5 separate regions of the Mus musculus genome follow, and regions 2, 3, 4 and 5 are each linked to region 1. Evidence: chromatin loops called from intact Hi-C (ENCODE). Cell type or tissue: left cerebral cortex. All regions are shown on one strand. Region 1 overlaps BC034090 (cDNA sequence BC034090). Region 2 overlaps Mr1 (major histocompatibility complex, class I-related). Region 3 overlaps Gm41980 (a long non-coding RNA gene). Region 4 holds the start of Ier5 (immediate early response 5). Region 5 overlaps Xpr1 (xenotropic and polytropic retrovirus receptor 1).

What was found. Hi-C counts contacts between places; a loop is a spot of excess contacts. Peaks named below come from ENCODE experiments on the same cell type or tissue, not always from the same donor. Only the 100,000 strongest peaks of a DNase experiment are listed, where the experiment ranks them.
Region 2: a loop joins it to region 1, with 5 times the contacts of the local background. A loop is called at or near these places in 17 of 42 quality-filtered maps.
Region 3: it touches region 1 in a loop (8-fold over the local background); 38 of 42 quality-filtered maps call a loop at or near these places.
Region 4: it touches region 1 in a loop (2.9-fold over the local background); 15 of 42 quality-filtered maps call a loop at or near these places.
Region 5: a loop joins it to region 1, with 7 times the contacts of the local background. A loop is called at or near these places in 14 of 42 quality-filtered maps.

Annotation. Positions count from the first base shown.
Region 1 is chr1:155,215,611-155,220,610 of GRCm38, reverse strand. It overlaps BC034090 (cDNA sequence BC034090), which reads left to right. Exons shown (of 10, transcript NM_001370865.1): 8 at 2,224-2,351; 9 at 3,045-3,229. Among named protein-coding and RNA genes, the nearest start is that of Gm31102, 25 kb to the left of the region's middle. In left cerebral cortex, a CTCF peak has its summit at 2,232 (motif pointing right); DNase peaks (open chromatin) are centred at 2,252, 3,831 and 4,411; H3K27ac peaks cover 2,095 bases.
Region 2 is chr1:155,137,303-155,142,302 of GRCm38, reverse strand. Mr1 (major histocompatibility complex, class I-related) reads left to right here. Exons shown (of 6, transcript NM_008209.5): 2 at 4,529-4,789. Among named protein-coding and RNA genes, the nearest start is that of Mr1, 7.0 kb to the left of the region's middle. In left cerebral cortex, CTCF peaks have their summits at 1,059 (motif pointing left) and 1,997 (motif pointing right); DNase peaks (open chromatin) are centred at 2,011, 3,322 and 4,576.
Region 3 is chr1:155,023,595-155,028,594 of GRCm38, reverse strand. It overlaps Gm41980 (a long non-coding RNA gene), which reads left to right. Exons shown (of 6, transcript XR_001779499.2): 5 at 1,763-1,893. Among named protein-coding and RNA genes, the nearest start is that of Gm41977, 4.9 kb to the right of the region's middle. In left cerebral cortex, CTCF peaks have their summits at 1,332 (motif pointing right) and 2,615 (motif pointing left); DNase peaks (open chromatin) are centred at 419, 867, 1,844 and 2,598; H3K27ac peaks cover 2,071 bases.
Region 4 is chr1:155,096,721-155,101,720 of GRCm38, reverse strand. It overlaps Ier5 (immediate early response 5), which reads left to right and starts at 2,085. Exons shown (of 1, transcript NM_010500.2): 1 at 2,085-5,000. The coding sequence starts at 2,291. The coding sequence ends at 3,217. In left cerebral cortex, a CTCF peak has its summit at 2,151; DNase peaks (open chromatin) are centred at 2,964, 3,577, 4,285, 4,911 and 1 more place; H3K4me3 peaks cover 3,298 bases; H3K27ac peaks cover 2,879 bases.
Region 5 is chr1:155,278,972-155,283,971 of GRCm38, reverse strand. Xpr1 (xenotropic and polytropic retrovirus receptor 1) reads left to right here. Exons shown (of 15, transcript NM_011273.2): 14 at 538-759; 15 at 2,902-5,000. The coding sequence ends at 2,962. Among named protein-coding and RNA genes, the nearest start is that of BC034090, 37 kb to the right of the region's middle. In left cerebral cortex, a CTCF peak has its summit at 2,292 (motif pointing right); DNase peaks (open chromatin) are centred at 2,415, 3,028, 3,424 and 3,789; H3K27ac peaks cover 2,987 bases.

The sequences.
Region 1 (5,000 bases):
GGCTTTTACATCTCCCCACTTTCCCAGAACACTCTTGGCCTCTGCTGAATAGACAGACACTTCTACAGTCAGATCACGCAGTCTGACTGAATCTGCACCTGACTGCCTCTGCTGTCTCTACCTGCTGACGCCTGTTCTTTCCTCCTTTAGAAGTCACCACAGTCCTTAGGCTGCGTGGCTTCTGCTGTTTGCCTTCTCACAGAGTTTCACCCCTCCATGTCTCTCTCCCCTCACTGGAATATGATGTCTACACCCCCAATACTGTCTCAGTAGCTAGTGTACCCAGTTCACATTCAGTGAATACAGGGCACCAGCTAAGCATCTCCCTCTCCGAGTGCCAGGCTTAGCAAATCACCTCCGCACACTCACCTCTACCAGACCTCCGGAAATCCTGCTCTGTGCTGTGTGCTGGGAGCGCAGAGCTATTCTGTTCTCTGCACCCTCCCCTGTGCAGAGTTAGGAAGGAAACCATAGCCTAAAGCAGGGCCCTTCCTAATGCTGTGACACTTGAATACAGTTCCTCATGTTGTGGTCACTCCCAACCATAAAATAATTTTTGTTGCTACTTTGTAACAAATTTTGCTACTGTTATGAATCATAATGTAAATGTCAATGTAAAAATGTGCAGGATCTGATATGTGACCCCTGTGAAAAGGTTGTTCAACCCCCAGAGGGCCTCGACCCCCAGGGTGGGAAGTGCTGGTCTAAGGCACTGGACCTTTTTATTTCCAGGGCCGAGGAGGGGAGAGAACGCAGGGTGAATGGCAGTCCACGGACTGGTTTCACTCAGGACAGGGTCTAGGAGTGGAGGCCCTTGTGCAGTGTGTGCTGGGTGGAGGAGAAGGAGAGGGTGAGCTGGGAATGAAGACAGCATGCATCGCCTCCTGTCCCTGGAAGCTCTCCAGATAGACTTCTCAGGTGTGGAGCTGGGAGCTGTGGCCTTTGCACTTCTCACCACTGGAACGTCTCCATAAGTCACCCAAGGGAAATGACAATGTCTCTTGTGTCTCAGAGGTCTTGCTGTAGTTTAAGCTGAGGGGCTGAAGGTAGAGAGCAGCCTGGTTCAAAAAGGCTATGACATACAGGAAGGATGGTACAGAAACTTGCAAAAACTGGGGGAAAAACAAACTAAAAGAAAAACATTGTCTCTCAGGAGCACAAATGCCTGAGCCTCTACCCCTGACTAGCACATACCACACCTTCCCCCATGTCCCTCTCTTTTCCTGTGTCCCTGTCTTCTCCCGTGTCCACATATCATTTCTCATGCTGTCTTTCTTTTGCCTGGGCACCTGGTCCTTTTTTTTCTTCCAGCTGGTGAGCTCTTGCTTCCAGCCTCACTCAAGGACCAGCCTGCCTCTGTCAGCCTGCCTTCTTGGGCAAAGCCTCTCTGCTCCCAGTTAAAAGCTCCTGGAGCTGTCACGTTACCTGGCTCACCCCCACTCCTAGCTGGACCCGTCCTGCTCTAAGGTGTGTCTTAGTATGCCACCAGAGAGCCACACCCCCAGCCCCTCCCCTTTGGACAGGATCTCCTATGTGACTTTGGCTGGTCCTCCTGACCCTTCTGCCTTGGCTTCTGAGTGCTGGGGAGATTTTCAAAGTGAGATAGGCACGCGAATAATGCTAAATGCTTTGAACACTTGTGCAGTCCCATCTTTTGAAGCAGGCTCCGCTGACTCCTGCTGGGCACCCGGGGGTCCTGACCAAAGCTTGCGCCACACAATTGTTTTCTTTTTTTTTTTCCATTTTTTATTAGGTATTTAGCTCATTTACATTTCCAATGCTATACCAAAAGTCCCCCATACCCACCCACCCCCACTCCCCTACCCACCCACTCCCCCTTTTTGGCCCTGGCGTTCCCCTGTACTGGGGCATATAAAGTTTGCGTGTCCAATGGGCCTCTCTTTCCAGTGATGGCCGACTAGGCCATCTTTTGATACATATGCAGCTAGAGTCAAGAGCTCCGGGGTACTGGTTAGTTCATATTGTTGTTCCACCTATAGGGTTGCAGATCCCTTTAGCTCCTTGGCTACTTTCTCTAGTTCCTCCATTGGGAGCCCTGTGATCCATCCATTAGCTGACTGTGAGCATCCACTTCTGTGTTTGCTAGGCCCCGGCACACAATTGTTTTCATAAACCTCAGGTTTATGGTTCCCAGCAAATCCTCTGTGGGGACCCCTTCCCAGGCTGGTTTTCTCACCTGTAATACTGGGCCTTCCCCACTAGGTGTCATCCTCCCATCAGCATCGGAGAGCAACTTCCTTCCAGAACCTCCATTCTCTGCTAGGTGGCAAGGGAGACCGGTCCAGCCTCTACCTGGTAGAGGGGTCAGGGGACAGCAGTGGACCCAGCAGGTAAGCATGGCACAAGTGACCCAAATGATAAACTCAGAGTGGCACCACAGCCCATTTGTCTCGTTAAGAGGAAGTGGAGCAGAGTAGCTGAGTGTTGCCGTCCACAAATCTCCAATGTGGAGAAACGGAGTGACACAGACATCTCAGAATGACACCTTTGTGCCCTTGCCATGTGCGCTGAGCACTGTGAGGCACGGGTTTGCTGGAAGGTGGCGCTGGCAGGCTTGAAGCCTCTCTCCCTTGGCTGTCTGCTGACATCCTGGGATCAGTAACACAGCTAAAGATCTTTCTAAACACCCAGATGAGAACCCCCAGAGAGACCCTTGGTTCCTGGCCCAGGCCCCCTTGGTCATCCATTTTTACTCAGGGTTTCATGGAAGGACTTTGAGGGGGAAGGGCTCCTGAAAACATTAGATAAAATTATAGCTTTCCTCGGGTGCTCAGAGGTCTCTTTCTAAACACGTTAGAGACCACCGTCCTTGCTTCAAGGCTCTCTGGCCTGAGAAACCAACCGCCAGTAGACGTGGACACTGCCAGTCTCCACCCTAGGGAGCTCATTTTGCTGGCTGAGGTCAGAGAAACCAGCCCCTCCTGTCAGAAAGGTTCCTACATCAGATTCAGGTCACCTTAGGGCCCAGAAAAAACTGGCTGTGATACCTAACCCTACCGTTACTGTCTTTGGTCTCCTTGTAGGCCAGCCAAGGCCTTTCCCCATCGTGCCCTCAGTGTGGAAGATGTGGGTGCCCCTAGCCTGGCTCGTACTGTGGGCCGCGTGGTGGAGGTGTTCCCAGATGGCACGAGCCAGCTGCAGCTGCAGCGACCCCCAAAGGGCACCTTTGGATTCCATGTAGCCCATGGCAGTGGCCGGCGAGACTCAGGTATGCTCTCGGGATCCTCAGTAAAGCCCCTGGGGTGTGGCCAAGTTCCTTTGGGGCTTTGGTTGAGCAATGGAGAAAAGCTCTCCTCATTCCTCGGAAGCTCTTCCTAGGTGCCAGGTCCCAGGAGCCCTCATGCTGAGGGGGTAGAGCTGGCCGATTTGACTCCACTGCCCCCCTGTTGTCCTGTGACATCTAGAAATCCCAGCCAGCAGGGCTCTTCCAGAGGGGCAGAGGGAAACTGTCTGTGCTTGCCGGGTCTCAGCTATTCCTTTGATGTGGTTGATGTATTTCAACCGCCCCATCCTCCAGCTGCTGGTGTGTCTGGGCTTGTGGAGTGGGCCTGCCTGTCTGCAGTCCTGTCCACAGCCCTCCCTCCCCAGCTCCTGGAGGCTTTGTTCAGATCGATGTTGGCTCCAGGTGTCTGGCGGGGTTGCCTACTGTATCCTAATTCAATACCACCGTCACTGAATTCTGACCAGTTCTTGGTCCCTCTACATCCAGGAGTCCTGTGTGGCAACCTGACTTGCCCAGGCCAAAGCCCATGGTCTAGAATGTGTGAGTACATGAACCCTTGGAAGCTGTCCCCAGGCTCTGCTCAGCGGAGGGAGAGTGGGCAGAGGAGGGAGGGGATGACTTGGAAAGGCAAGCTCAGCAGTCTGTGCTGCTGGGCCCTGGGGAGAAGTAGTCCGCTCTCCAGTGTGCTAGGCCAGGGCTGTTTAACTGGGAAAGCCCTCCTGCTGCCGTGTCTGCAGCACACGCTGTGCTGCAGGGCACCTTTGGATTCCACGTGGCCCATGGCAGTGGCCGTCGAGACTCAGGTATGCTCTCAGGATCCTCAGAAAGCCCCTGGGGTCAAGTTCCTTTGGGGCTTTGGTTGAGCAATGGAGAAAAGCTCTCCTCGTCCCTCCAGAAGCTCTTCCTGGGTGCCAGGTCCAGCGTGTGTGCTAGCTCCTGTCCTGTGAATCACTCGGCATCTGTGAGTTAATGTGTGTCAGGTGCCTGCTAATAAGTATCTTGGATACCGGGGTTACAGCACAGCATGAAGCACGCAGACTGCAGACCTCAGGCCTCAGGAGCGTGCGCTCCAGCAAGGGTGCTAGGCCAGATCTACACATTTACTTCATATGTTTTATATTATGAACATGGCATAGTGAAATGCACCAAGAAGCAAATATAAAAAAAACAGGCATGGCCGGTACTGGGTAGACAGGCTTGAGATGACACTCCAGTGGAGACAGGACAAACAGGAGATGAGTCAGGTAGAGGGGCTACCAACTGTGAAGGCCCTAAAGGGCCATGGGTCTTGCTGTTAGGGAAACAAGGTCAGGCTGAGAGCTGAGCTCAGAGAGGCTGCATGCTGCCCTGACCTATGGGACCTGGAGTTTTCTCACCGAGTGGCATAGGAACCATCTGCTGGAAGAGATTTTAGAACAGAAGGCTGATACCTAGCTGTGTTGAGATACACAGTGGGCCAGTGAAGGGAACTACAGTGATGTCCAGACTCCAGGAGACAGATCAAATAGCAGGTGGCGGGAGAGTGGCCTTGGAGATGGTGAGCAGGGGCTATAATCTGCTGAACTGCAGCTAGTGTGATCTGAACTTCCTGTCGGGGTAAGGGGGGTGGGGGAAGCAGAGAATGGACGGGGCCAGGGGGGTAGAAAACATGTGTGATCGGGATCAGCGTGGGCCTCCCCCAGTCTGGACCTAGGGTGAGTCAGATGTCAGCGCACACACAGGGAGCTGACATTTGGGAAGCCAGACTGAGTGCCGT
Region 2 (5,000 bases), 78 kb after region 1:
ATGTTAAAGGGGTAGCCATGAAAGAGTAACTGTAATTGTTTCAATAGGAAATAGTCCTTACAGGTATATGTGATTGCGCCCTTGGTTTCAGATGACGGCTCTGTTGTGATATTGTGAAGTTTTAGGACACGGGACTTAGCTTGCAGACTTAAGGCTACAGAGGCAAGAATTGAGAGGTATAAGTTGACCCTACTTCTATCCCAAGCTCAGTACTTCCTAGCTGTGTAGTGTGATGATAGTGAGCTGCAAGCTTCTTGCTCCCCAACTAAGCTAATCCCAGCTTCCACGCCTTCTTCACTATGAGGGACTGTATTTCCTTAAGCCATTATGCAAATAAGTCGTTCCTGCTTTGTGCTGTTTCTGTCAAGTATCACATCAGAGCAATGAGAAAAGCAACTTATTGTGGTCATTGCAATGCTAAACCTGACGATGCAGTCTGTGGGACTTCAGAAGTGAAGTGTAAGAGTAATATAAAGTTTGGAGCTGTGGGCTCCAAATGCTGTAACTAGAACTTTGTGGGATGTTCTCGCAGAGGCCAAGAGGGACGTTATCAGGAATTGGACTAGAGGCTATTCCGGCAAAGAATCGATGTCCCCCCTCTGTGTCCTGAAAGTCAAAATGAGGCTGAATTAAAGAGCAATATACTAATGTGTTTGGTGAAGAAAATCTCTAGTCAGAAGTGTTCAGACTGTGGCGGTTACTGTCCCTGCTTTTAGCCCATATTACAGCAATAGACAGCTGAAAGCTGAGGGGAAATATTTGAAAAGTATATAGTTTGGCAGGGAAAGGGACATGAATACAGTTGTGGTCAAAGCAAGTGTGGGAAAAGCTGTGATAATTCATACAGGTATTAGTACTATTAAAGAAAAATCTCACATCTCTCCAGCCCCAAGATTTTGGATTTCGATCAGTGTTGGAACCCTTAAGATGTTAGGGGGTAGGGGGGGCTGGGGAAATGGCTCAGTGGTTAAGAGCACTGACTGCTCTTCCAGAGGTCCTGAGTTCAATTCCCAGCAACCACAAGGTGGCTTACAACCATCTGTAATGAGATCTGATGCCCTCTGCTGGTGTGTCTGAAGACAGTAACAGTGTACTTTTTTTTTTTAATGATTTTCAGACAAGCAAAAACTTTAATAAAATCAATCTCTCAAAGTAAAATAAATAAATAAATAAAAAGATGTTAGGGACTTTCCCAGTTGTAAAATGCACCTTGTATCATGAGGTAGCCATGGGCCTCTGGGGTCAGGGCTGTGGATTGAATGTGAAATGCACCCCCCCCAGGTTTGTATATTTACACACTAGGTGCTCAGTTGGTAGTGTCTCTTGAGAAGTTGTGTGGTTTGGGGGGCACACAACACAGATAACAGGTCTTAAGGTTGGCTAAGGGTTATTATCGTCCAGCACAATTCTAGCCTGAGCCCTCTGCTTTCTGACCTGGAAGGATATGAGGAACCGTAGCACAAGCTCCAGCAAGCCCAGACCAGGCTGATCCCAGCCACTCTTTCCTCTTCTCCATGGACTCTACTCCTTTATTCCATGAGCCAAAACAAATCCTTCCCCCCTTCGGTTTCTATCATGTATTTCTCAGTAGGGACAAGAAAAGTAATTAATACAGTGGCTAAGAAGTCAGACTGGCACATTTGTCAGTTTTAGACTTGCCGTTAAGAGCCAGTCTCTTGACAGTTGTTAGGAGAAGGGACTAATGGCTTCTGCTGCGTGCAGAACCATCGACATCACTGCATGCTTTGAGGAGTGTCCCAAGGTTCTTTTACCTAAAATACAACCATTTACTTCTCTCCTCATTCCCACAATCCCCGGGATCTCAAAGAGTAGTTATCAGAAATCACAATCATTTTTACCGTACTAAGACACTGAGCTGCTTGAAGAGGGTAACAATAAACTGTTCTTTATTGAAATGGCTACCCAATCAGAACCTCCTACCAACCTGAGGAAGATCTGCTTGGGCTCTAGGGACTGGAAGATCAAAGACTGAAACATGTCTGACACAAGGGGGCAGGAGAGAGCACTTTAATCCAGGCTCTGGAAGAGTCTCTCAAGCAGAGTTGAGTAGTCATAGGTAGAGAAGCTCCCGATGTGAGAGTTCAGCTTTTGATTTCTGGTTCCTTCACTGTGGCTTTTAAGGTTGTGCTTAATTTAGTTAATTTTGAGTAATGTACTTAATCTCTCTGCACCTTCCATCTGTGGAATGGGAATGATGGGACCTACCTTGATGGATGTTATTGTGAAGGCTGGGGATGTAGCCCGATAGATAAGAGTTCTTGTCTAGCTTGTACAAAGTCCTGGGATCAATCCCTCGTGCCACCTGAACCAGATTTGGTGATTTGTGAGGCAGGAGAATCAGAAGGTCAAGGTCATGGTTGACTACATAGACAGTTTGAGGCCAGCCTGACATGAGACCATGTTTTGTTTTGTTTAATTATTGTGAGGAATGAATGAAGCCAATGTTGCTCAAGGGTTTGTATAGCACTGGCCACATGGTCCCTGCACAAAAAATAAATACACGTAAATAGTGATGATGGAGGTACCTGCTGCCCTTTAGGCCTCACTGAAGGTGTAACTGGTCTGGCTTGATCTCCTTGGAGGATTTCTCAGGAACACTCCTACTCCTACGTGAGCAGGGTTGCTGTCTTGCCTACACCCCATAGGTGCCTTTTTTGTTTGTTTGTTTTTGTTTTTGTTTTTGTTTTTGTTTTTTGTTTTGTTTTGTTTTGGTTTTTCAAGACAGGATTTCTCTGTGTAGCCCTGGCTGTCCTGGAGCTCACTTTGTAGACCAGGAAGGCCTCAAACCCAGAAATCCACCTGCCTCTGCCTCCCAAGTTAAAGGCGTGGGCCACCACCGGCGGACTCGGTGCCTCTTTTGTGACACTTGTATTTGTTCTGTTATATAAAAATCCCCAGTTATACTGTAAATTTCTGGAGGGAAGAAGTGGTACCTGATTCATTTTCCTCTTCAGATGTTGCATCATAGCTTGTCCATGGTAGATATTCAATAAAAACAAGTCCGGGGTTTTATATTCCAGTAATTTTCCTTAGATGTTTGTCAAAAGTGGCCCAACTGCTATTGTACCAAGTTAAAGAGACAAGGCTCGGGGTGGGCGTGGGGCTGGGGGTGGGATGAGCCAGCACTCTGGTGTGAGAGATGCTTGTTGAGTTGAATGAACTCCCCAGAAGGCCTAGGAGATTTGAGTAAACAGTAAGTGATCCTTGAAGAGCAGTGTGACTGGCCCAGCTAGACAAAGCCAAATGCTAAGCTCATAGATGTCAGCTCCACAAGTGAGTCATGTTGGTGACTCATGGAAAGGGGCCAACCCAACCTGACTTCATAATCGTTGGAGCAAGAGGGGGAGCGGAGCAAATGGTTTCGAAATCACAGTCTGTGTAGAACAATTTTAGTCCTTCCAAATGATTCGACCTTAGTAGTTATATTAAATCTTCAAATATCTGGGCAACACATTCTGGTAAGATACGAATTGCCACAAGGTCTGGCATGCTATGAAGGGGAGTGTAACAAGGACTTTTCTTCATCTTCCCTGGTCTGAATTACCGACTTCATATCTGTCAGCCGACATCCCTGGATCATGAAGTGCCATTTTAGAAGCCTGGCTAAGGGCCAGGCACAACTTATACCTGTAGAGGCACCAGATGGGTCCCACAGAGAATGAAGAGAAGGCTGTGGTGTCCTTGGCCAGCATGCACGCCCTCTCTCCCCTTGGCCTGCTCAGCTCTTGACCCTGAGATCTTCTCCAAGATGTCACCCTCTCTATAGAACCTTTCCTAAGAGCCCACATTGACATGATAGCCCATATACGCTACTTCTAAAACCACCTTCTTTTACCTATACTATGTCCTGAACTTCTTGCACTATCTAGGAGTTCATTTCAGTTTACCTTGACCCTTACTGATGATCACAATCCTCATATTGATATTTCAATGGACGAAAAAGTAGAAAAATAGTAAGAAAGTAGCTACCAGGAGTGGTTGGGTATAGCAAGAAAAAGCATGGTGCTTTTGAAAGTATTTTCTGCAGGAGGCCTGAGCCTTAACGGCTGTTCTGACTCTGTTTAATCTGGGAAGAAGGGTGTATACCCCAGTATATGTAGCTGGAAGATGGTAGAAAGATGGCCCTCAATTATCAACCCAGAGGCCTTATTAGTAAAACAAGGGGTTGGACTGTCAGGGTTTTCTTTCCCTCAGAGGCTCTGGGGGCTTCTTGAGGCACATCTCCACGCCTGCCCCATCCCCACCCCCACCCACCCAGTGAATAGTTTTGGTTCTTCCCCCAAGACCAGAACATCACACTGTAAGTTACTTACAAGTGGAGGTTACCTATAAAGTTTCTTCTTCAGTCACACAGCTGAAGTCTTTCCAGATCGTAATTACTAGGATTCTATAGTTGTGTTGGATAAAATAGTGGCTAGAACACTGGTGAGGGGAATGCCAGGGAATGCGGTTATTACATTCTGTCATCTGTGACTCTCAACGCCTTCCTTCCTTGTCTCCTCCTCAGGGACCCACTCGCTGAGATATTTTCGTCTAGCTGTTTCCGATCCTGGTCCCGTCGTCCCTGAATTTATCTCTGTTGGGTATGTGGACTCACACCCTATCACTACATACGACAGTGTCACTCGACAGAAGGAGCCGAAAGCTCCATGGATGGCAGAGAACCTGGCACCTGATCACTGGGAGAGGTACACTCAGCTGCTAAGGGGCTGGCAGCAGACATTCAAGGCGGAGCTGAGGCACCTACAGAGGCACTACAACCACTCAGGTGTGACTGTAGCAGAGATGAGCACTCTCCCTCACTGGCTACTCCCCAGAAGACAGGCCCTGGGCTGTCTACGACAATTTCACTAGTTGCTTATATTCTTTGTAGAAAACTTAGAAAATCAGGTTGCTGGAGTTCAGTGACCACCATCTCCCCCATGACTCTTCCACACTGACCTGTAAAAACCCTTTATCCCTTGTCCCCATATTCCTAT
Region 3 (5,000 bases), 190 kb after region 1:
CTGGAAGATTGCAGGGTACAGCCAAGCTTGGCAATCTCAAGTCCAAGTCCATGTTCCCGTAAATGGTGCTATTAACAATGGAGCAGGTGTTCCTGATGTCCTGAAAATGTGGCAAGGCCAGTCCAGGCTTCAGGGAAGGGCTTAGCAGGGGGAAAGGTCATTACCGATGTGAACAGCTTCTTAGTTACAAAATTGTCTACTTCCTCCTTGTCAGACAGCTGTGGACACCTGGACTGGACCCTTGTCCCTGTTCTCTAGGGTTGGGACAATTCCACACACACACCTGTTCTTATCTCTAGAACAGATTCAGGCTATGGTTCGAGTGTGTAGCTCGGACTGTTAAGCTAGCATACGGGAAAGCTGAGTGACTTTAGCCACCTACTCCAGATTTTCTCTCCCCAGGTTGGAGGTTGTGTTCAGGGTACCAGCACGGTCTGGTTCTAATGAGGGCTTGCTCATTTCCTGGCTTGCAGACAGCAGCTTTCTGCTCGTATCTTCAAAAGACAGAGGAAACTCTGGTTTCTCTTCGGAAGGTTAATCCTTCCAGACTCCAGTCTCCTCATGACCTCACTTAGAGTTAATAATCTTCCAAAGGGGTCCATGGAATCAGGGAGAGAGTACGGATGTCTTTCCTCTATACTTGTAGTGTGTGTGTGTGTGTGTGTGTGTGTGTGTGTGTGTGTGTGTGTGTGTGTGTGTGTGTGTACACGAGTCTCATTGGCCGCACAGGCTACCTGAGAGGGAGGAAGTGGGAGGAGTGGGTGGCTGCTCTTCTTGGCTGATCTCTGGAGACCTGCCTGCAGGTCTTGCAGTTGTGCACGCCCACCACACTGCCTGTCACCTCAGATGGATGATCAAGTCATACAGATGCATCCTCAGTACTTCTGGCTCCGCCTCCGTGGGCGGCGCCTCCCTGGCTTAGCAAGTCTGTGCTTTGATATTGAACTGCTTTTCTTTGCTCTGGGTGATTTCTTCATCACTGCCACTCATTAGTGTTCTTTGTTCCCCACAATTCGCTGGGGTTTACATAATGCTACTCGATTTATGTATTTTAATGCACACATTCTCATTTCGTTTCATTCAGGGAACAGGAACGAGGGTCCAGTCCAGGTGCCCACAGCTGTCTGGCAGGGAGGAAATACACAGAAGCAGTTCACACTTGTAATGACCTTTCCTTTGTACTTTTCCTTTTAAATAACTTTTTGTTTTATTTAGGCTGTGCACGGTTTCATAACTTACATCTTTTTAAAAAATCAATAATTATTAGCTATTCCTTTATATCTCTAAGGATCCTGAATATTTTTTCTTTTTTTAAAAAAGACTTATTTATTTTATGTATGTGAGTATACTATTGCTGTTTTCAGACACACCAGAAGAGGGCATCAGATCTCATTACAAATGGTTGTAAGCTGCCATGTGGTTGCTGAGAATTGAACTGAGGACCTCTGGAAGTCAGTCAGTGCTCTTAATCGCTGACCCATGTCTCCAGCCCTATATTTTTTTCATAACATCTATCACTACTTGGCATATTATCCTTCCCACAGTGTGTGTGTGTGTGTATGTGTAAATGTATGCGCCAGTGTGTATGCATGTGTATGTGTGTGTTTGTGAATGTGTATATGTGTGTGAGTGTGTATATGTGTGTGCATAAGTATGTGTATGTGTGAGAGTGTGTATAGTGTGTATGTGTGTATGTATTTGTGGGTAGAACAGATGATGTCACGTGTCTTGCTACATGGCTTTCTACCTTCTTTTGAGACAGGCTCTTTCACTGAACCTAGAGCTCACTGATTCAGCTGGGACAACTAGCAGTGAGCTTTAGGGCGCTGCCTCTCTCCTCCCGAGCCCAGCGCTGAGATTAGACCCCTAAGGCCGTGCCCATCGTTTTTTTAGGTGAGTGGTGGAGATCCAAACCCAGATGCCCTGCTTGCAAGGCAGACTTCCTAACTGGACTCAGTTCCTAACAAGTACTCATTTAGACTTTACTAACGGAACCATCTCAGCTTTGGATTCTAAACTTTAAACTTTTTCGATTTTATCTATTGCTGCTAAGTGTTTGGAGGGGCCTTTGGATCATCAACTTACAGTAAATACTACGGTGCCTGGAAGTCCTGTAATTAGAACTCATTTAGAAGACCATCAAACCTATTATAACAGGGCCTTAGGGGTTTGCTCTTGAAACTGCAGAATACTGATGTCTGTCACTGTTAAAGTTCACCTTGTTCCTCCTCCTCAGTCTAGGAGGGGGCGGGGGTGGAGGTGGGGAGGAAACAGAGGCCAAGGGATTTGCTTCAGGCCCTGCATCTTGTTAGTAGCAGAGCCAGGACGGCAAACCTGATTCCACAGCCTGGGGCTTTGTACTTTTGCTTTTGAACATCCACTTTCTTTCACAGCATGACCTGCCTCTGAGCCTCACAGTTTACAGGCCAGCTCTGGCTGCACTCTGTCCCCGTGGTCTTTCTCTCCCCAGGCATATGGCACATAAGTGGGAAAGGAAAAGATTGGACTTTAATAATTAGATGGTGACAGCTCAGGAGAATCTCTGCATGGGACCAGAGGCCCACAATGGATGAAAACACATTTTATATACGCCACTGCCCTCTAGTGGCCACAATGAATGTCAAGTCTACCAGATGAACAGTGAAGGCAAACATTCAGGCATAGTCTGAACTCTTAGCCCCGCATGGAAACATACACTGGGCCCCATTTAGTTGGTATTCAAGTGCCAAATGAATAACATATAAGCTTATAGAACCCAAATCTATTCTCTGATGCTGATCATCTGAGGAGCACTGCCAAGAGAAATGTAACAGCCACTTAGTAACAAGATTCTCAAACCACATAAACTAGTTACTGTTAGTGCTGTATTCTACTTGACACAAGTTGCCCAAAAAATTATTATTTCAACATTAATCAATAGCTAATATGAAAAAGAAACATATATCTTCTTCTGGTACTGTTTTCTTTCTTTCTTTCTTTCTTTCTTTCTTTCTTTCTTTCTTTCTTCTTCTTCTTCTTCTCCTTCTCCTTCTCCTTCTCCTTCTCCTTCTCCTTCTCCTTCTCCTTCTCCTTCTCCTTCTCCTTCTCCTTCTCCTTCTCCTTCTCCTTCTCCTTCTCCTTCTCCTTCTCCTTCTCCTTCTCCTTCTCCTTCTCCTTCTCCTTCTCCTTCTCCTTCTCCTTCTCCTTCTCCTTCCTCTTCTTCTTCCTCCTCCTCCCACCTCCTCCCTCCCTCCTCCTCCTCCTCTTCATTTTGATATTTTCCAAGACAAGGTTTCTCTTTATAACAGTCCTGGCTGTCCTGAAACTTGCTTTGTAGACCAAGCTGACCTCAGACTCACAGATTATCTATCTGTCCTACCTCTGTCTCTAACCCTAACTCTGCTGGGATTAAAGGCGTGAACCACTATACCCCACTATACCTGGCTTTTTTTTTTGAGATGGGTTTTGTGTGTCCTGGGTCATGTAGCCAAGACTGACCTTAAACTACTGATCTCCTGCCTTTAATTCCTAGTTGCTTGCCTTACAGATGTGTACCACATGCCTGATTTATGGTGCTGGAATTGAATCCAGGGTTTTGTGTTTTCTAGACAAGCATTCTAACAACTGAGTTATAGCCCAGCCCTGGTCCTGAAGTTCTTACCTCTAGCATTGTAAATTCAACATCTCTGTCTCTGTTGGCCTGGCCACACTATGTGTGCCCACTGGCTGAGTGGGTCTTGTGGCTGTTGCACTGGGCAGTGAAGGTGAAGGGCAGCATTTACAAAGTTGGTTCTTGTGATTGCACTGGTAAATGTAGGTCCATGAGGGACAGTTCCACCAGTCTGCAGCAAGATAAGAGAAATAGAAAGAACACTCTTTACGTGTAAATTCAGCATAAGATTAGTGGCTGTCCTTTTGAGGGACCAATGTGATGGCTCTCTGGACATAGTTGCTGTCACTGTTTCTGTTCTTCTCTGAGAGGACGGTCCCAGCAGATGGTAGTTTATTATTGAGTAGCACAGATGTGATCCCCTTCAGGGTTCCCCCTCACCCCCTCCACCTTTGATATCCACCGACTCCTGGGGACTACTGTGCTAAGTGGTTTTTTCTTCCTGCTTAGACAATTGATGCTCACAACTGGGACAGATGCCTGCGTGATGGTTCCTGAGCTGTTCTCTGCATGTCACCTGTATGCCCTCTCTGCTTTACAAAAACAGTGCAAGGAAGTGATTGTGAGCAAGGAGGGGTGACCTTCAATTTGCTCTAAAAACAACCCCAAGGACTAAGCCATTTGCAAAATCCAGTTTGTAGCAATAAAAACAAATGACCACTTGACTGAGCATCTAGATGGTGCTGCTCCTGACTTTAGAGGGTGGTTTCACTATAACATGATTTCTTCCAAGTTCAGAGCAATAGAAGCCACTGCTAAGGGGCAAAGCCTTTAATAACTCCAGCCTCTCTAACAGCCCTGTGTTGGGCTAAGATGTGCAGGGAGAGGAGTCTCCCCTTTGTAGTAATCCTTGTAAGGAACTTGGGCTTGCAGTGGTCTGAATTTCAGTCTGATTTTAGTGTTCTCTTATCTTTAATTAGTATCTCTTTTGTGTCATCTGTTTGCTTTGTGTGTCCCAGCAGGTCACAGTCCTACCATAGGTTCTTAGGCTTGAAATTTCAAAGTCTTAGAACGTGACTTGTGGCCACTCCGTTTATGAATATGGACTTTCAGCTCCGTGGTCTGTAGTCACGAGGGTTCTAATTAGAATTGCATTTTGTTTTTCAAATTCTATGTGACATCTATGCTTGAGTCATAACATGGAAAAGATGTTAGTAGTAGATGGAAATTGTGTAAATCAAATCATTTTTGACTTGTCTCAGATGCCACAGCTTTTGTAGATCGATTGATCCTCCCCGTTTTAAAAATTCAAGCGTTTGATAAGCTGTCTCGCCTGAGGATGAGGTGCCTACATATTAAACATAAGATGCAGCTCCCCTTCCGGATTTAAGCAGCATCTCCACAATTATCC
Region 4 (5,000 bases), 120 kb after region 1:
AGAAAATTTGGGTAGGAATAGAACTGATGTTCTTTGTTTTTGTTTTAATAAAATCAGAATGCTCAGTGGGAATAGTGATGCACAACTTTAGTCCCAGCACTGGGGAGGCAGCGGCAGGCAGATCTCTGAGTTCAAGTCTAGCTTGGTCTACAGAGCTAGTTCCAGAACAGGACTACAGGACAGAACGAAAAAAACCCTCTCTATAAATAAATAAATAAATAAATAAATAAATAAATAAATAAATAAGCAGGCAAGTAAGTAAATAAATAAATATTTTAAAAAGAAGCGCTGATGAAACAAACAAAGCTTTGAAAGGACCAGGTCCTGAACCTGCCCATGGCTATCAGACAGCTCACTGACTCCACCCCAGACGGATCGTCAGTTGGCCTGTAAATTTAAGCGAGCTGTGTTAGACAGGAACATGGGATATGTCTGTACACTCGTTCAAGTGCTACTTACTACGCGGCATCGATAAATCTGTCTGTGAGATGCAGCATTACCTGATACACTCTCACTTGTAATGCACTGGGCCCCATCAGAGCCTCACTGGTCTGCTCTTCTTAGGAAACCTGAAGATGAAGTAGGGACAACTCTGTTGCTTTAAGGGTGAGTGGTCAGGATCTAGATGTGGTCTTGGATTTCAATACCCAATAAATATTTGTCAAAAAATAAAATAAAATAAAAAAGATTTTCCAAGAGAGAAAACGGAGAAGAACCTCATGCTATTACTGAACATATGTTGCTGTTGCTACATGTTATAATTATTTTCTCTCCTTCTCTATGTGGGCTGAGAATTCCTAGAAGGGAGGGACTCTGGGCTTCAGTTGTAGCAGTAATAGTGGCCAAAGTTAGCATCCCCCAAACCATCAGATCTGAAGGCATCCTGGTTGTGAACTGGCTCTTAATCAAGCCTACCTCTCACTAGTATTTCTTCCATGTAAATGGCCAAACCTATTGTAGGGTCAGGCAAACCTTTCACATAGACACCGTGTAAGCTGTGGTTAACTTTATTATTTAGATTGACTCTGAGAGTTGCCATTTATCTTCTGTGTAATAAAGAAGGTGTATCTGTGATTTCTTCATTTTATATTTGAAACTTCAGGGCCATAAGGCAATTTACAGAGCCATCAGGCACCAGTACAATCTTGTCATGGTCCTTCTGACAGGGATTTGCAAGACTCAGTGGATGGGACTACATTGACTGACCAGAAAAATTTTAGGAACCCTCCCCCCATACTTGACAAAAAACAATTTACATAATCAACATGGGAAACCAGAACTTATTTGTATTTTTAGAACTTACTAGATTTCCCCCAAAATAGATCAGTTACTTATTGTGTGTGTGTGTGGGGGGGGGGTATTAAACAAACAGACAAACAAAGAAAACCATTGTGGAGAAATAGGTAACATCTTCCATTTAAAATATGTGATAACTGAGAATCTGGGGAACGAAATGAAAGATGCCAGCTTTAGGTGAGAACAAACAACGTTGTACCTGAATTCTGTTCCTTCATAAGGCAGAAGCTTGGGTATTTCTAGAACGTTCCCTTTTGTTTGTAGTTAAATGCTGAGTATAACGCTAATGGGAAAGGGGCTAACTCCAACATAATATCTCAAATATATCGTGCTAGTTGTCATATATTGTCATCGCTTCCATTTCTGCCAAGAATGACCAGAAATTACAGCTGAAACAGCTATGAGCAGCTGGAAATTGTGTATGAAAGGAACTGAATTTTATTGTGCAGTAGATTCCAGCACACTAAACGAATGAAAGTTCCAGTCAGTGTGCTAAGGTACATCACAAAGCGGAATCCCTTACTACATACAGTTCTGTGGGCCTCGTTCTCCTCTATCAACGCCTCTGAACACAAATCCCACCGCACATGATCAATGGGCTGCCTGCAATCTCCCCCTTTAAGAGCTTGCTCCGCGGGACTAACGTTTGAACAGGCCCTGGGGCCCCTCCTCTGCCTCTGATTGGTCGGGGGCGGAGCACGAGGCACATCTGCCCGCCCAGAACGGTTAGCGGCGCTTTGTGATTGGCGTTCGAGGAGCATATATAAGGTGCAGTGTGGCCCCGCAGCGCTCAGTTTAGAGTCCGGCTCAGAACGGTTCTGTTGTCTGAAGGGAAGCGGCGGAGGGGGACTACGCGTCACCAGGTCTTTTCTCCACCGAGCTTTCAGACGCCGAGGGTACAACCACAGAGGAAGACCTGATCCCGCCTACAGCTCCTCTCGCAGCTTCAGAAGGCAAGCAGGCGTTCACCCTATCGTCTGGAAGCGAAGGCAGGATGGAGTTCAAGCTGGAGGCTCACCGCATCGTCAGCATCTCCCTGGGCAAGATCTACAACTCGCGGGTCCAGCGCGGCGGCATCAAGCTGCACAAGAACCTCTTGGTGTCGTTGGTGCTGCGCAGCGCCCGCCAAGTCTACCTGAGTGACCCCTGCCCTGGCCTCTACCTGGCTGGCCCTGCGGGGACCCCGGCGGTGCCGCCGCCTCAGCAGCCTGGAGAGCCTGTAGCCGGGCCACCCTCCGGCTGGGGAGAGCCGCCCCCGCCGGTCGCCCGTGCCGCCTGGCCGGAGCCCGAGCCTCAGCCGCAGCCTCAGCCTCAGCGTCCCTCCGTGTGCCACACGCCCGGAGCGGGAAGCTCAGAACCGGTGGCCGCGGTGGCCGGATCGGGGGAAGCTCTCCGGGGCGGAGAGGAGGACTCGGCGGCAGCTGCTTGGGGCCGCGTGGAGCGTCCGCGCGCGGCGTCTTCAGGAGGTGGCTCGGACGCGTGCCCCGAGGGGCCCCGGGCAGTGCGCCGCCCGTGCGGCTGTCCCCCGGCCGTGGAGGAGCGGTCCTCCGAGGACGGGTCCCCCGCGCCACCCGCCCCGTGTCCCAGGAAGCGTGGCGCAGCGGGAGTGGGTGGCGGCCGCGCGAGCTGCTCGGCACCCGGCTCTACCCCTCTCAAGAAGCCGCGCCGGAACTCGGAGGAGCAGCCAGTCACCGGCGAGGACGACACCGACGAGGAGATGGAGACCGGGAACGTGGCAAACCTCATCAGCATCTTCGGGTCTAGCTTCTCGGGACTCCTACGGAAAAGCCCCGCAGGCGGCCGAGAGGAAGAGGAGGCGGAGGAGGGCGGCCCGGAAGCCGCCGAGCCGGGGCAGATCTGCTGCGACAAGCCGGTGCTGAGAGACATGAGCCCCTGGAGCACAGCCATCGTGGCCTTCTGAGCCCCCGGGACCCGAGTGGCTGGAGCTTGAGCAGCGGGAGTCCCCGAAGTGCGGCCGGGGCCTCTCCCGGCCGCGAGGACGAGCCGAGACCGTAGGCGCTGGGCGCGTAGGGGAGACTGGTTGCTGCCGGGCAGCACATCGCCCCAGAAGGGGCAGCCCGGCTGGGCCGTGGCTCTCGAGTCTCATCCTGAGACCTAGAGTTGGAGGCTTATTGGAAGAGGACGATCGATCGTTAACTTTTGTATCTGTGTGTGTCCGTGTGTAAGTTTGTCTTGTGTTGAGACTGTTCTGTGATTCTGGAATGCACCACCCCTTCCCCGGGGCTTGAGACTTTGGGGGTGCAGACAGGGACTTTCCTCTGCCAGCAGCACAGAAAAGGAAGCTGCAGAAAGGCTCGAGGAAGGGGAGTTCCCCGTTCGATCTTGGGGGAGAGAGGGACTTTACACACACCTCTCTCTCATGAAAGCTACGACCGCACCGGGGCGCGGAGTGGCGTTTTCTCACAGGATTTCCTCAGACTAGAGGGAGTTCGTCTGGAGTAGAGACTTGTATTATTTTTCTCCCTCCCCATCCTTTCTCTGGCACAGAAGAAGCGCTTCTACCCTGTGATTACTCTGGGAAAGCAGAACATTAAGGGACCTTCAATTCCCCACAGGGGAAAAAAAGCTTGCTGAACTTCACAGAAGAGTTCAAGCTTGGAAATACGGAGTTTATAGAGAAAAGATATATTTTTTAAAAGCTCTAGCTCAGAACTTACTACACAGTGCTTTTAAAAAGTGTTTAATGAAACAAAGTTTACAGACGAGCTCTAAGTGGAAGGACCTTATGGCTTTGTAGATAAGGTGACTCCAGTCTTTGTTGTATAAAGGTTGGGGGAGCTGATAAGGTTTTTGTACAGTATTTTCTCCTTCTCTGTATTGATTTTTGTATAAAAATGTAACTTTACGTGTCTAACACGTATTAAATATTTTGAAGCAACTCCACTGCCTGTTTGTATGTATGTAATCACTTGTCTGGGTTTCCAACAAGGTGGCGGGGAGGGGCAACCAGGCTGGGAAATGGAAGGTGTGGTTCTTAATATCAGCCATTCACAGGCGAGGGACAGTGTTGGCTGACTTGAATAAGTAGCAAGAAAGACACGTTTAAGGGTTTGGTTTTGGTTTTTTGTTTTCACGAACATCCCCATCCATGGATACTGGTATCAATGACTGTCAGTTTGAGACTTGCCACTACAATTTTCTCTTCAGTCATGACAGACCAGTTTGGTTTTCTATAGTTTGATCTGATGGGAATCTCTAATATTAAATAATATTAAAAGCCAAATTTTGCAGCCTTTCCAATATCAAATATTTCCACCAAAACTTTGTTTCCAAAATAGGTCTGGTAATGTATAGATGGTAGATCAATTTTTAGATTTGAATTGGGGTGGGTGGGGGTTAGATAGCAGCTTCAGAGGTCTTACTAGGACCAAACATGAAGAAACCGATGAAACCGACTTGTCTAAATGTTTAGATCCATCACTGTGGCCCAATATATGTCAAGGTTGACATTTGACTTTAGTTGTAGAAAGTAAAAAGCTCTGAAAGTGAAATTATGTGTATCAAACCAGAGAAGGAAGGAGACCGAGGGAGGTTGGCTAAATTTAATTCTCATGTAGCAGAACTTCCTGATTTGCTCTTGTCACCTACATGATGACATAAGTGGTTTTGGTCATGCTAAACAGATGACAGCCAAGGCAATTTAAAGAGACCGTTTTGTCTAAGGCAAAATGTTCAGTACTTAA
Region 5 (5,000 bases), 63 kb before region 1:
TTCCTCATTTTTAATAAGCACTCAACAAATTAATAAACTTACTGGATAAAGAAAAATTATATTCCAAAATCAACTCTTGTTTCCTCCCCCACCTCCCAGTCCTCACACCATCTTTCTCTTTCATTTTATTTATTGTGCGGATGTGCATCAGGGAGCAAAGTCAACTGTCATTCCTCAGATACCTTCCTCCTCTATTTGAGACAGCCTCTCATTGGCCTGGAACTTCACCGGGTAGACTGGGCTAGCTCTAGGGACCTGCATGTCTGTTCCCATCTTGCCACTGTTGGGATCACAAAGTGCCCACTGTGCCTGGCTTCTTACATGTGGTATCTAGACTCAGGTCCTCACACTTATTAGGCAGATGCTTTCCTGACTGAACTATCATGGCTCTAGCTGTCTCTTTGATTTTAATAGTCTTGCCTATAATTGTTTTGTTTTGTTTTCTCCTTAGTGAGCAGGAACTTGAGCCTCCTGGAGGTTTACCAGTAGTAATATATTCAGATCTTAACATGAATGTCTTTACCCCATTTTGTTTAGGCGATTTGTGTGGAACTTCTTCCGTCTGGAGAACGAGCATCTAAATAACTGTGGTGAATTCCGAGCCGTGCGGGACATCTCTGTGGCCCCCCTCAACGCGGATGACCAGACACTACTTGAGCAGATGATGGACCAGGAGGATGGGGTTCGAAACCGCCAGAAGAACCGGTCGTGGAAGTACAATCAGAGCATATCCCTGCGTAGGCCCCGCCTGGCTTCCCAGTACGTAGAGTAGAGCACTCCTGTGTGGCTAGCAGCGGGTAACATTAGCTAAAAAGCTACTAGACTGGACCAGGTGAAGTTGCTGGCATTCAGCCATGCTTCCTCTTCAGACAGTAGTAACAAACCAACCCATGAGGTCAGACTTGTAGTATATCTTCAGGAGCACATGAGACACGCCAGGGTGTCTATCACCTACTGAGTAGGGATGTAAAGGACCACAGGAAAAGTGTGCTGGGAAATGACTTACCTGATTCTTGAGCATGACATGTGTGTGCAGATAACCTTCGAGTTCGTTTAGAAATCCTATCATTTGTGTAACCTTGTCTTTAATTCCTGTTAGCACTCTTCTGTACACTGGGATGTGTATAGTTCAAAGAGAGATTAAGAAGAATCAATTTGCTGGGCAGTGGAGGCACACGCCTTTAATCCCAGCTCTTGGAAGGCAAAGGCAGACAGATTTCTGAGTTCAAGGCCAGAGTTCAATCTGGTCTACAGAGTGAGTCCAGGACAGCCAGGACTACACAGAGAAACCCTGTCTCAAAAAATCAAAAAAAAAAAATTTTAAAGAATCAATTCATTATTTGTGAAATTTACCCAGCATCATCACAGAAAGACTTGAGCAAGCTGAAGCTACCTTATGAAGTCCATAACTAGGATTCTTACCTGCCACTGACTTTGTGTCCCAAAGCTAACAGTAAACATAAAGCATATGGTGACTGCACTCGGTGTTGAGAGAATAGAGAGAGAGACAGCAGAGTAGGTTACGATGAAAAACGTAAGTTGGACATTTTTCTGAAGGTAAGGGAGTGCTTGGACAAGGTAAAGACTGTGCCTGTGGAAATGGAGAGTAGGAAGGAAACACATGTGCTCAGACAGTAGTGAGAAAATGTAATTGGATGGGCTCATCTGAACTGACCCACACCTGTAAGCCCAGCATTTTGACAGTGGAAGCAGGAGGATCATAGCTACACAGCAAGCCCAGGCCAGCCTGGTTTACACTAGATCCTATCTCAAAAACAAACAAATAGCCAAAGACTAAAAACTGCAGGCTTCATCTTGTAGGGAAAGAAAAAGAACAAAACAAAACATGTTCTTCCAAAGAGGAGTGACAGGAAAGGAGACTGTGTCACTGCACAGTGCAGTAGGAAAGGGAAATCGGGACAGTAAAGGCCTGGATCGGGTTGTAAAGTCGGGTACAGGAGCATAGAGGAGATGAGCAGAAGGGGCTACAGTCCGGTGAGTACAGAAGCCCAGGCCTACCAAAGCTTTAGCTAGAGAGTGGGAATTTTCTGGAAAGAAAGTAGAGAAGGAAAAAGCAGAAAAGAGGAGAGTGAGTCTTAGGGCAGAGGAAAGTAGCAGAAGTCACAGTGGGAAATGAGCGGGAAGAGCACTGACTCAGCTGCACTCTGTCCAGGGAGGCACGGCAACCTGGGGTGCAGGAGCGCTGTGGGTAAGAGGGTGCTGAGGAGGTGGCTAGCCTCAAGGCCTGGAGAAAAGGCTGACAGACCAGAGCTCCTCACCGTGAAGGTCTCATAGCTACCAGCAGAGGGCAGTCTAAACATGGTTTCTGATCAAGAGGGAGGCTCTTGGTGCTAGTCTGTTCATTTCAGGGGTTTACAGGGAAACGCTGGGAAACTAGATGGCAGCCAGAGGAAGGCAGTTAGAAGAACAGGCTTAAGGTACAAAGAGTGCAGGGAATCTAAGGTGAGACCTGAGTCTCAGCTCTGACGTCATAGATTCATACAGCCTTAGCACAGCCTTAGCCTCCTGAATGTCAGCCTCCCCATCTGTCAAGTGGGAGTAACAGATCTCCTGTCAGAAACACTGCCTTCACTGTTGAGGCTAACGAGTGTCGGGTTACCCAGTCCCATTTTTATTCGGTACAAGAATCTCTGCACAGCCTCCTAAATCAGCAGCGCTAACAGTTTGACCGAGGCTCCTGGCTATCACTGTACCAGTGCTCAAACTCAGATCCTTGTTTCCGGGTACTGCTCCGTCTTTAATTCAGCCTACTGCTGTTCCTACCTCTCCACTTGCAGTACATAGCTCCTGGGTAGTGTGCGTGCTTGCTAGTGGGAAGAGTGGACCCAGCAGCACTGCATGGGACTGATCATACATGTTCATTTCCTCTGATCACGCTAGATCCAAGGCTCGCGACACTAAGGTATTGATAGAAGACACAGATGACGAAGCTAACACTTGAATTCGCTGAAGTCTAGAGTAACATCCTTGGTTTTCTACTCTACAATCCTTTCCTCGACCAACGCAACCTCCAGCACCTTTTTCCAGCTGAGAACAGGAGAAAACAGAACACGTTCCCGGGCTCTTCAGATCGGGTCCTATGGACTCCGAGCAAGCTCACTGTGTTTCTTTTCTTTTCTTCTGGTTTAATCTTCATTTTCTATTTTTAAAACAAATACTTCATTTTGCCAATCAGAAGATGTTTTAAGGAACAAACACCTACTATCTTACGGATTGTTTACAATCACAAGGATACAGAAGCCCATCAGGATGAAGAGAAGCTTTGGAAGGAACGTCTGATGCACAGCCCAGAGAGCTCAGCTTCGCCGGCCGGTTTTGACTGTCTGAAACCGGACACCGGTTTTTAAATTTTCTGTCAGTTTCTATGGAGAGTTTTTCCCTTCCTTCATAGCCAGTGCAGAGACACTGGCAGCACTTGCAGGGAAAGTGCAGCTTGGAGCAGCACCTCCTCCACAAAGCTACTTTTAATTCGATGTGACTTTTCTCATCTGGGGAGGGCTTCGGGTGGGTGGGGAATATGCTGTATTCGTTACATACAGTTTCTCATTATTTATGAAACTTAACCATAAATGAATGCTACTCCTGTGAAGGGAGGCAGGAGGAACTAAGGCTCACTGGCACTGCGGAGGGTCAACCCCACACACCTCTTTCAGGAAACAACTAGTTGATTTTTTTCCCCTCATTTGTTTTAACTTTAAACCAAAGTTTTATTGCTAAATTTTAAGTTGCTGCTCTAGAGTCCCAAGCATCACTGTCATGACCAGGCAGGCATCCCCCTTGCATCCCAGTGGTGGAAATCCAGAGAAAAGGCTCTGACTGTTGTTTCTCTAGGAACAGGTGCAGGATACAGTCACCCAAATACCAGTCACAAAAATGACGGTTTGCCACGTGCTTCTGCATGTAGAATTGTAATCTTTACCAGTGGAAAGACAGGCCTGTTTCAGGCCCCTCACACTTTATTAGACATTTCCCCTTCTGGTCTCACCTTCTTCAGCCAGAATTTGATCAAATTAAAAGTCTTTTGTGGGGACTGTATTTCTGAGCATCTAGAACAAATCCTTTATATTCATCGACACAAAAGATCTTGGTGGCTATTTTTAAACCCAGCTGTATTAAAAGGTGATGTTGAATTTTACGACACCCCTACCATGGCCTGCTTTTAAATTCGGGGCTTCTAAACCTGGTTGTACTTTTTAAATTATATTTCTTAGAAAATTCAGGATATAAATACCTACTTTATTCTCTATCTCACCCCCTTTCTTCATAAATTCTCTAGAGAAGCCTAAAAACATACAGCGCTTGACTGTCTTGAAAATGGTTGGTTTCATATCTGGTACTCATCAGCTTGTCACTGGGAATCTAGATCGTTGGTAGTAGTGACTGCCCAGCATTCTTGAGACCCTTGATTTTCTCTCCAGCATGGGTCAGGGTAGAGAAACAGCCATTATTCAGTAAAATTAATATAAATACCAGGAAAAGGTAAATAAATGGCCCCACCCTTCAGATCTAGATAAAAGTCCCACGTAGGAGGGCCATGAACGTGTGCCCTTGTCAGATGAACTTTAGACTAAGAAACCGGTGACTAGGGAAACAGCAGTAACACTTACATTGTTTTAAAACTTGGCTACTGCCCCTTAGCTCGTGCTTGTCATTAGCTCCTCCTGCATATCAAACCCTTACTCACTAAAGTTACAGCACTGCTAAAATCCTACTGATTAACTCACCAGCTTCCGTTTACAAAGTTTCTTCCATTTTTATTCTGACAAAGTTCCATTTTTTTCCTCCTTTCTCGATTGAGATTTTTAACAACACCTTGCCCCCATCCCCCACCCCAAAAAAGCTCACTCAATGTTGTAGGTTCTGTTGCTTTTTGTGTTTTGCCAAGCATGTCCCTTGCCCCAAAACTAAAGAGCAAATGTTTATTTAAAGTAAAAACAAAACTATAAATAAATTGTATACTTTATAATAATCAGTGGTAA